Regions from separate parts of the Homo sapiens genome. Here region 2 is linked to region 1. Evidence: chromatin loops called from intact Hi-C (ENCODE). Cell type or tissue: OCI-LY7. All regions are shown on one strand. Links, peaks and the distances in the headings refer to the core of each region. The heading gives the core; the rest is flanking DNA.

Region 1 (5,364 bases), core at 1-5,000:
TTCCCGACGCAGAGCTCCAGACTACCTGGGTTCCAGTCAAGACCTTATTTTCTCCTTTAAAACAACCCTTCTTAAAAATACTGATAAAAGAGCTCTTCCTGCTTCCTCCGTAGACGCAGTTCTTTTCCCCTCTCAGGAGAAGCCACATGCGGTTTCTCTCACTCTTTGTGAAGCCAAAGCTTGAAGGCACAATCTCTTAGCTGGGGAGAAAGCTGACCCTAGTGAGGGGGCGTGTGGGGCCCCTCCTGCCAGGGAAGCGGCCCAAGTCCAGGCCTGTGAGAGGCCTGGGCTCTAGCTGACGGTGTCAGGGATGTCCAGAGAGGTGTCCCCAGGGCCCCAAGTTGGTGCTCCCCGGCGGGGCTAGGGCCTCGGGATGACTGTGCCATGCTGAGAGTTCCTGGCGACTTTCTGCGCTCGGCCCTCACTCTTGGGGGGAATTGTCTCTGCAAGTACAAAGGCTGCCTCGGCTTCTAGAGGCCCAGCCCCTCACTCCCTGCTCCTTTTTTCTTCTCCTCCTCAGCTCAGTCCAGCCAGGTGAGTGAATAGCCCTGTAATTGGCACCTGTGTCCCAGCCGTTCCCCACACTGGTGGGCCAGGCAGCCTTCCCTCCCATGTTTCCTAAAGAGGAAGCTGGCAACATACCGGCCAGCTGGGCAATGGCATAGCCAGGAGCCACTGACCACCCTGCCTCAGCCTCTCATTTCCTACTCCACCAAGAACAAAACTTTGAAGCCGCCACACACTCCTCCCTGCTCCCTCATTTCTCCATTCCTGGATTTGTCCCAGCCTCAAGGCTCTGAAATGGAAGCAAATGAAGCTGAGAGCTCCCGCCGCCTGCGCGGCCCAGAGCCTCAGCAGGTTTTGAGGTTGGAAAGGGCCACCGGGAAGATGAGGCCTTTCACCGGCCTCTGCCTGCAGCTGACACCAATTGATTGATTGATTTCCTAATTGTCTGCTTAATCCTCTACAAGAGGGTGGGTTTATTATTTAAGCAAGTCAACTCAAAAATAGCAAAACAAAGCAGCCTCCCAAGAACCAGCAGCAGCTGAGGAGTAGAACAAAAAAAAATGAGAAAAAAAAAAAGTGGAAAAAGGGATGGAAGAAAATCTTTTACTTTGCAAGGATCTGGCTTAATGAGATACCAGCATGAGATAGCTACCTGGTGATCAACCCCTTGGTCGCAGAAGGCCCCTACATGGTAGGAATCTCAGCACTTTATAGGAAAGAGAAATCTTTTTCCCTGGATAGAATAGAGTTAGGACAAGCACAGCCAACTGTGGGCTTGATGCAGTCTCTCCGTCCCAAGGGTATGTATATCTACCTGCTTGTGCCTGAGAGCCTCAGACTTCCTTTTGTTCAGGAGAGGTATGTGTCCCTAGCATCAACCTCCAAGGAAGTCCAAGCTTTCCCTAGCATATTGGGAATTTTCTGATCCCATCTCCTTCCGCATCTCACTTGAACAAAATTATTGTTTATGTTGATGTGGCCACAGATTATGGTAGTTAGAACTCTCTCCCCATGTGAACCTCTGCAAGTTGGTGTAAGAATTTGTGTGTATGCTGTTGTGTGTGCAAAGCCACAGCCAATCCCAGAGGTAGGAGAGGGAAAAGAAAACCCAGGCTACACTGCTAATGCTTTCAGCAGGAAGAATATTTGTAGAATGGAGGTTGGCCAATACCAAAAGGAAGGAAAATGGTCATCTTAGTCACCTGCGGTCATCAAGGCAAACCCAGAAGGTATCCTGCCTTGAGGCGTGACGACATTATATTCTCCCCCACCTACTGCCCAGAAGGTTGCACTAATTTATATGTTGCATGCCTTAGGTCCTATGCAATCATCCCTTGACCTTAGGACTTGACTGGATGTCCATAGGACTAACTGACCCCCAATCGCAGGTGCCCACTTAGAGCCGTTTAGAACTCATCCTCCCCTGGAGAGGCTCTGGGCCTCCAATGACACATCCAGGGCCGGGCTGCCTCCCTCCCTGGAACTTTCCCTAGCAGGGCTTCAGCTCCAAAAAGGAGACCCACCTAAGCAGAGGGTGGAGTGAGAGGAGACTGGTTATCAGGCCTAGTTACTCTCCTAAGCTCAGCCAAGATGATCTACCCAGGGCCTCTGGCTCAGAGACTGAGACCAGAGGTAGCTGGAGGAGCCATCCGTTTTGTCCCTGCCTGTCACATTTGAAGGCTCTGGAGTTGAAATGGTGTTTGGCCATTTAGGGCTCCCCTTGCTGCCTCTTGAGGCCTCCATGTGGGAGGACTGCCCTCTATTGGTCCCTGAACTGGGACCTGGTAGCAGTTACCAGAGCCACCTTGAACCTAAGCATGCCCTTAAAAAGTCAGCTTCAAGTGGGCTGTTCGAGGAGGACTGCCAGTTAGAGCAGAGGCAACTTTAGCCTCCAAAAGAAGCAAGCCTGCCTCTCTCTCTCTCTCTCTCTCTCTCTCTCTCACACACACACACACACACACACACACATACATACACACACACACTAATCCATGACCCTTCCCTCTCATCTTCCACCCTGCCCATTCACACAGCCACTCTCAGAAACCCACGATCATACACCACCTCCTCTCTCTCTCTCTCCACTCATCCCCATCCCCATCACTCCTCCCCTCAACCAGTTAAAACCCCAATCCAGGCTCTCACCACCTTGCTCACTCACACGCATGCTAAGACACCCATGGTCACACCCACACCACAGTTTGGGCAGTCTAAGACTAGCTTTCTGGTCTTTGGCACTAAGCTCTTGAGAGTCACTGAGTACCTGGCACATGTAATATTTGATTAAGCACACACGGCCATCCTTTGCAACATTTGACCTGGTCCCCTTCTCTCAGGATTTCCAAGCACTTGCCCCTAAACTGCTTTCCAAACACATTCCTGTCCATCATTGTCCCAGCTCCTCCCAGATCTCTTCCGGCTCCTTTCAGATAATTAAAGTTAGGCTGTGTGTTTGTATGTATGTGTGATCTTATTTTTTAAACACACACCCCCACACATACATATGCGTGTATATATACAAACACACACAGCAATTAGATCTATCCATTCCTGCCGTAGTCCTTCTTGTGCAGTAAAACCTCAGCTATGCATATGCCCCCACATTGCTATGCAATGAACCCAGCATCACCTAGTCACGGGCCCCTGATGTCACACACACACACACACGCGCGTGCGCACGCGCGCACGCACAGTGGCACGTTCACATGGTTACATTGGTCTTTCTCCAAGGGCATGACCCACCTCCCACTACCCACCCCGCTCCTGGGCATCTGAGTGGGCTCTCCTCAGATGACCTGAGTACCAGGAGAGCTTTGCTCCAATCCCTGCCCCCAACACATACACACCAGTGGACATGTCTCCTGCTGAGCCTGACCAGGGTGGGTCTGGGTATTATTAGGCTGCAGAGACAGCACGGAGGCATATGGTCTCGTACACAAGAAATAATGTTCATGTTAAATCAGACCTCATGCATAATGCATGGTGCCTGATCTCACATTATTTTGGGTGTTCGTCAAAATCAGTGTTCTTTCTTATAAGGGCTCCTGAAAAGAAGTGAAAAGGCATTTGCTAATTACACCCACAGCCTGGACCCAGAGAGCTGGGAGTGCCCCCGGGAGCCTCCCTCTGGCCCCACTTCACCCACAGTGGGTCCCATCCCTCTGCCCCACTCTGTCTTCCCACTTGGAAGGAGGGGCTGCCTGGGGTTTGTGGCAGGCGTAAGGCCCCGTGTTATTTTTATTTCTTTTCTCTCGGCTCTCTGTCCCTGGAGGGTTCTGGGGAATAGCAGTGGCTCTGTCGCTCTCACACCCGATTCATTTGCCGTTTTATGAACTCCCCGTTGATTCATCGCCTCCCTAAGTCAATGATTCACTCCTGATGGCTTTTCAGAAATCCTTCTTCAAAGGCTCCAGATTATTCAGCTCTGAGCAAGAGCAAGAGCCGGAGCAGACCTGGACCCTGCATTACCACTGCTCCGTGGCCTGGAATGGGATATTGTCCCCATCCTTGGGCCTTCCCTGGAGCTGGGCTGGCCTGGAGAGGAGGGAGTGCTCCATCCACACAGAAGCTGGTAGAGCTGACCCAAGCAGCTCATGGACAGACCAAGCCCATGGCCAGGCACCCTCCAGCCTCTGTGGGTCACCTGCCTTCTCCCCTTGTCATCACAGTCCCTCCGGAAGCTATCCACGCCTCCGAGGAGGTAGAGAGCAGAATGGTGAAAGACAGGGGCTCTGGGACCAGACACCTGGGCAAAAATCCTGTCTCCACTTCTTATCAGTTTTGTGACTTTAGGCCAACTACCTACATTTCTGTGCCCCCATTTCCTGGTATGGTAACAAAGGCAGTTCCCTGATCATAGAGTTGTTTTGAGAATTAAGTGGGATAATATGCATATAGAGTTTACATAAGTGATGAATAAATGAAAGCTGGTTTTTTGTTGTTGTTGGTTTTTTTTTTTTTTTTTGGAGACAAAGTCTCCCTCTGTGGCCCAGGTTGGAGTGCAGTGGCGCAATCTTGGCTCACTGCAACCTCCACCTCCCGGGTTCACGCCATTCTCCTGCCTCAGCATCCCTAGCAGCTGGGATTATAGGTGCCCGCCACCACACCCAGCTAATTTTTGTATTTTTTTAGTAGAGACGGGGAGGTTTCACTATGCTGGCCAGGCTGGTCGCAAACTCCTGACCTCAGATGATCCACCCACCTCAGCCTCCCAAAGTGCTGGGATTACAGGTGTGAGCCACCATGCCCAGCCTGAAAGCTGTTTTATTGTGAGGCCTGAACAGGGCATTGTGCAGAAGCAAGTGAACAGGGAAGAAAACCATAATGTAATGAACTTTTACCATGGACCCCACTCTGTCCAAGGCATTCTGAGATACTTTCCCATCACTCCTTTGTGCTTTATTTTCACTACTTCACATTAATTATTTGTATTTTATAGATGAGGAAAGTGGTACCCAGAGTGACTTGTCCACGGCAGCAAGATTTGTTAATGACAGAAGCTGGGATAAAGCCCACTTTTTCTGACTCCCAGAGCCCACTCAGATGTCCTGGATATGGACCTGGGACATGGACTCCCAGGTCCATGGCACCCCCTGCTGGGGCAAACACTGTGTTCAGTGCTTGGGTATTTGCCCAAGGCAGGGGAGGTTCCAGGACTCAGGACTGGGCCAGGGAGAGAAGCTGGGGACCAAGGGTGATGGGGTTCATTGGCTAGAAGCTGCCCCTCCCTCCACTACCCCACTATCAGGGTGTGTTTTGAAAACAGAGAGACTCGTTTTTATCTATCTCTGTGCTCAACACAGGGCTCTTATCTTTCTCTGTGCTCAACTTAAATCTCATGAGGCTCAAGGAAGTTGT
Region 2 (5,377 bases), core at 269-5,268, 460 kb before region 1:
TTGCCTGGGCAAGTTCCTGAGCACTGGGGGTCGCTCTTATCCCACCAAAGGGCCATAGCAGGGCTCTTCTTGGGCTCTAAGAAATGACTTTAAGGGACGCCTAGGGCTAGCAGCAGAGAGCTTTGGAGAGGGCTGGCCAAACTCCCAACACTTACCCGACTGAGCCTCAGGCTAAGGGTTGCAGCATTTGTGCTTCCTGCCCAGAATTAGGGCAGACAAGCTCTGGGTCATGACAGGTCCTTGGGGCTTTAGGAAGGGATGTCCACCAGTGTGCACATGGATAGAGGAGGAGGGGGAGGAAGGGATGTCCAGGGTGTGGTGGGCAGAATTATAAACTGTGTCTTTCTAGGCTTCTGGGGAATCTGCCTTTCTTCTTCATTCGCTTGTCTCTGCCTTATGCAGTACTAGGAGCCTTATTATCTCTTGCCAGTACTATTGTAGATGTCACCTAAATGGACCTTCCTGCGTCCAGTTTCATCTCCTCCTGTCCTTTCTTAGTACTGTGGTCAGTGATGTTTACTGAATGTCAGCTGCATGTCAGGGTTTGTGTTGGTTACCAGTGGCATAGGAATTAACTAGACCCAGCACCTGAGCCCTAGAAGCCCCTGATCTAGTAGAGGAGGAAAATTGTGCCAGATAATGACAATATGGTGTCTTTAGTGCTGTAGCAAAGGTGAGCTGACACTGCTTTGCAAGTCACAACAAACCAAGCTGGTGACATCAGAGTTGACCTATAAGAGGCAAGTAGGGTTTTGCCTGACAAGGGAGGGAAGGAGGATTTTAGGCAGCAGGACAAGCGCATACCCAGTGAGTACTGACCTGGCATGTCTGGCACCTCTAAGACCACACACAGAACAAACTTCACTCTGGACCAGTAACTAGATAGGGACTGGATCAGTCAGGGCCTCCGATGTCCTACTGAGGTGGCTGGGATTTTTGTGAAAACCAGAATCGAATCACTTTATGATTCTCTGCTTAAAAACTGTACACACCATCAGAGGGTACAGCATCAGTTCTGTGCTGCATGACCTGCTTATGCTCTTCCCTTTCCTGGACCACATTTTGCTGTCCCCATATTCGTCTGTTGAACTCTGATCTATTCTCCAACAAGTGTCTGAAGCCCAACCACCTCTGAATTTTTTCCATGACTGAACATGATCTTGCCTTCTTCTCATCCGATGCTCATAGCATCAAATGCCCCTTTGAGGATGTGATGTCTCCTTTCTGTACTTTGTATTAATATTTATATCTGATTCATTTTTTTTCTTCATCTAGACCTGCACAAGGCCTGGCACATAGCAGTGGTCAAAAGTTTGCTGAACTAGAGTCTGCTTTTGACCCCTGATATGGGTTGAATTATGTTCTCCCAAAAGATATGTTTAAATCCCAACCCCTGGTACCCGTGAATGTGACCTTATTTGGAAAAAAGGTCCTTGCAGATGTAATCCTGTTAAGATGAGGTCAAATTGGAGGAGGGTGGGCCCTAATCCGATATGACTGGTGTCCTTGTAAGAGGAGACATGGCTCACAGAAGGGGGATGTTATAAAGATACAAAGGGAAGTTGGCCATGGAAAGATGGAGGAAGAGTTTCAAGTGATGCTGCCATAAGCCAAAGAATGACTGGAGCTATGCAAAGCTGGAAGTGGCAAGGAGGGACCCTCCTCTAAAGGCTTGGTAGGGAGCATGGACCTTCTAATGCCTTGATGTCAGACTTCTGGTCTCCAAAACTATGGGGTAATAACTTTCTGTTGCTTTAAGCCCTCTAGTTTGTGGTACTTTGTTATGTCAGCCCTAGGAAGTGATACCACGCTCCTTGCTTCTCCCCTCCTCTTGTCTCCCTATATTGAGCCATAGTACTGTTCCCCGGGGGTTCTGGGCCCTGACAGCCATGCCAGGGCCTGGTCCCTCCAGCTGGGCCCCTCCATGACTCACCACAACCACACATATCTCCTTGCTTATTGTCAAGGCCTTGCTTCCTGGTGGCTGGCCAATTTGTATGCCATCATTTGCTCTTGTTTTAGTATACTCTTGCTTGGGTAATAGATTTGAATTTTTACCTGGGCCTTCTAGAGACTAAAAGCTTTCACTTCCAGGAAGTGAGGAGCTATTCCAGCATCATGGAATAGCAGATGGAAGACCTGATAGCAGAGATGGAAAGAAAAAGTCTCAGAAGAAGTGACTTGGCTAAGGTCAAACCACTTTATCACGTGTTCATTAATTCAGCAGATACTTATGGAGCACCTACTCCGTGCCAGGCACTGGGCTAGGTGTGGGATATACAGCAGTGATTAAAGGTAGGATAAGACCAACAAAACCTGCCCCTACAGAGCCCAGAGCCCAAAGAGGAGGTCGCTGCTTGCTATTAATCAAAGAATCACCTAACTAGATGTAAAATTACAATAGTGATAAAGATTTATGACAGAGAGGTATATGGTGCCATGAAATCAGGATGAAATTGAGAAACTGGATGGAGATTTCAGATTAGGATGGGACTTTTTGATATGTGTGCATTCATGCCTCTGCTGTTACGGATGGGAACTGCACCCTGCCTATGGACATGGCTCCTTGTGAGCAAAAGAAAGAAATGATCTAAGTATGTTCTCCAAAGTTGTGGAAATCCCTAAGAAAAGGGCCATACACTTCTTAAAAATTTACTTATTCCTTTATTCATTCACTGATGCATTCAACAAACATTTATGGGACACCTTCTATGTATCTGGCACTGGCTAAGGGTTCTGGACACACATTCAGCTCCCTTAGCTCAAAGAACACACAGTCCAGCCAAAAAGGCAGACATATGAACAAGCAGCTATAATCTAGTGTGGTAATGATATAACACAGAGGTAGGTTCAATGTGCTTTATCTGTAGGACTGTAATCCTGTAAAAGAAGGAAAATCCAGGTACTGCCTTGAAGGAGAGGCAAATTTTCATGGGGAGAAGTGAAGTGGAGTATGCAAAGAGAAGGAGATCCAGGCAGAGGACACAGCATGGGCAAAGGACTGGAGATGTGCATATTCGTGAAGTGCTTGGGAAGTGGCAGGTAAGTTTCATGTGGCCAGGATGCTGGGTACAGAGTTGTGGGTGTTGGGAGGCCAGGGTGAAAAAGACCCAGCTTTCATGTTTCCTGTCAATTCCTTTCCTTGGGGTTTCTTGGGCAACATATTCTGTCATTTTCCACTGTGGAGTTCCCACCCATTTTCAAAGTTGTAAAAATATTTTTGGTAAATGTTCTTTTCCTTAAACAAGCCAAACTTAAGACATCACAGGGCGGGACCCACACCCATGTCTCTCCTTTTGCCCTGCATCCTAAGATGATATAGTGAAAGAACGTGAACCTTTAAGTAAGACAGTCTTGGATTCAGAGCCTGCCTCTGCCGTTTACTAGCTGTTTGGTTATGGACAAGTTATTTATCCTCTCTAAGCCTCAGTTTCCACCTCTGTATAATGGGGATACAAATTCCTACTTTGCAGAACCCAGGAAAGTGCCAGGCATGTAGTAGCCATGCAATAAATATTCTTCTTTGAGATTCTGTAACTGAAGAGACCATCAGAAATGGACCAGCTGTTTCTCCAAAGGCAGGAGTCAAGGTTGCTACCAGGTGCAGGCTGAAGAACACCATTTCCTTTTCTTTTAGTTTAAGTGTCTTTAGAATGAGCAAATGCAATGTCTTTCCCGTGAGGTCTCTTTACATCGAACTCAGTTGAGTCTTTGATTAGCACCAAAGCCTCATTTTTCACTTTCGACTGGTCTCCTCCCTTTTAACATTTGAGCTCTCAAGACGTTCTTTGTTTCTGTTGCACAATGTGTGTGTGTGTGTGTGTGTGTGTGTGTGTGTGTGTGTGTTGGAGGGAGGGGATACAAAGAGGAGAAGTATATTTTTAGAGCCATAGAGGAGCTGGCAGAAATTGAAAATAAGGTTTTCAAGTTCATATGTTTATGCTTTAGGAGAGATGTAAAAGGAAAAGCTCAGTGGCAGGCTGTATGTCCTGTTCAATATCTAAGAAGATTTCTGAGACATGCCTTCTGGCATTCAGATTAAAAGGCACCCCTGCCCACTTGCGGCCAGCCTCCCTTCCTCTTCCCTTCTCCCAGCAGGGGCAGGGGCCTGCATTTACCAGGTGGGTAGCGGCGCTCAGGGAGGAGGAGGAGTCTGGTATGTCAGTGTCCATGCTCGGGTGAGCAACCTGCTTCCTCGGGTGCTATGATCAGGGCAGATTAATCCCCAGAGGTGGTCGGTGCACAGTTAACATTTTTGCCTCTTATTTTAATTAAGGAGGGCCAGGGGATAGGGTGTTAGCATGTCTAATGGGACTGTGTGGCATGTGCTGACTGCCCGAGGAGTTTCAGTTATTAGCACTTGTTGAAGACTTTCTAGATAATTAAATACCACATTAATCATTGCTCTGAATGGACATAGATTTTTATTTCTCATCTCAACTCCTTGCATGCAGTAGGCAAAGTGGCTCCTGGACCTGGTGGCTCCCCAGCACACAGGCGGGATCTCACCCTATTCATGCCCACTTTCAGTGATTTTGTGGAAAAGAAAAGATTCTCCCAGACATTTGCCTTCGTTGTTCTGACAGCTGAAGCTCTCTTCACAGGCACATTAACATGACCTCATTAGTTTCTGCATCTACTCTTCTAACCACATAAAACGGAGTGCAGTAGGAGCCAATCATGCTAATTACATCAGATCGGTTTGCATATTCATAAACCATTTTCTGTTTTATGGACAGCAAAAATAAACACAGTATCTCTTTAATAATTTTAAGTGGGTCACTTTCAGGACTGTATCTGTTTTAAATAAATTATCATATTGTTAAAGGCCACAGTCAAAAGCTATTTTTTGAGCAGCCTGAGAGGTGGAGGGTGGGGGGCAGGGCACGTGGAGGGGACTCGGAGATCAATGGGATTAGCCAGTTGGTCAATTTCCAAGGTCTCCTTTGCCAGGGAAATTCCAAACTTGAAAAACCTCCCTGCTTTAGTGAACAGGTGCAATGCAGCCTCTTAGTAATGACAAAATATATTCTAGTCAAAAAGACGAGACTATCAAAATCACAGTCTTTAAGCAGTGGGAGTGAAACCCAGTAACATACCAAGTCCTGTGTTTTCTTGGAGGCGTTTAATTTTAGGGGCCAAGTTTAACACTCTGGATTTTCTCAAGGTGGGATGAAAAAATGGGGGTAAGAACAATGAGAAGTAGGAGTCAAATCTGCAGAAATGGACCTTTCCGCTGTTCCCCATGTGTTGTATTTCTTCCCAGACAACACCGAGACCAGAACAGGCCCACTCAAGTCTCCTATTCTGTGAGGGCCTTTCCAATCCAGTACCCGTAATCATCAACAATGGAGCTGAGTTATAGATTTCCTTTGCT

What was found. A loop is a pair of places that touch in the nucleus more often than their neighbours do. Peaks named below come from ENCODE experiments on the same cell type or tissue, not always from the same donor. Only the 100,000 strongest peaks of a DNase experiment are listed, where the experiment ranks them.
Region 2: it touches region 1 in a loop (3-fold over the local background); 3 of 110 quality-filtered maps call a loop at or near these places.

The regions. Positions count from the first base shown.
Region 1 is chr1:38,037,585-38,042,948 of GRCh38, reverse strand. No RefSeq gene overlaps it. Among named protein-coding and RNA genes, the nearest start is that of POU3F1, 6.5 kb to the left of the region's middle. In OCI-LY7, for the core only: CTCF peaks have their summits at 2,279 (motif pointing left) and 4,891; a DNase peak (open chromatin) is centred at 2,298.
Region 2 is chr1:38,497,661-38,503,037 of GRCh38, reverse strand. LOC105378657 (a long non-coding RNA gene) reads left to right here. Exons shown (of 4, transcript XR_947210.3): 2 at 2,871-3,042. Among named protein-coding and RNA genes, the nearest start is that of LINC01685, 25 kb to the right of the region's middle. RefSeq lists an enhancer at 1-201 and a silencer at 1-201. In OCI-LY7, for the core only: CTCF peaks have their summits at 2,314 and 2,518; DNase peaks (open chromatin) are centred at 2,537 and 4,137.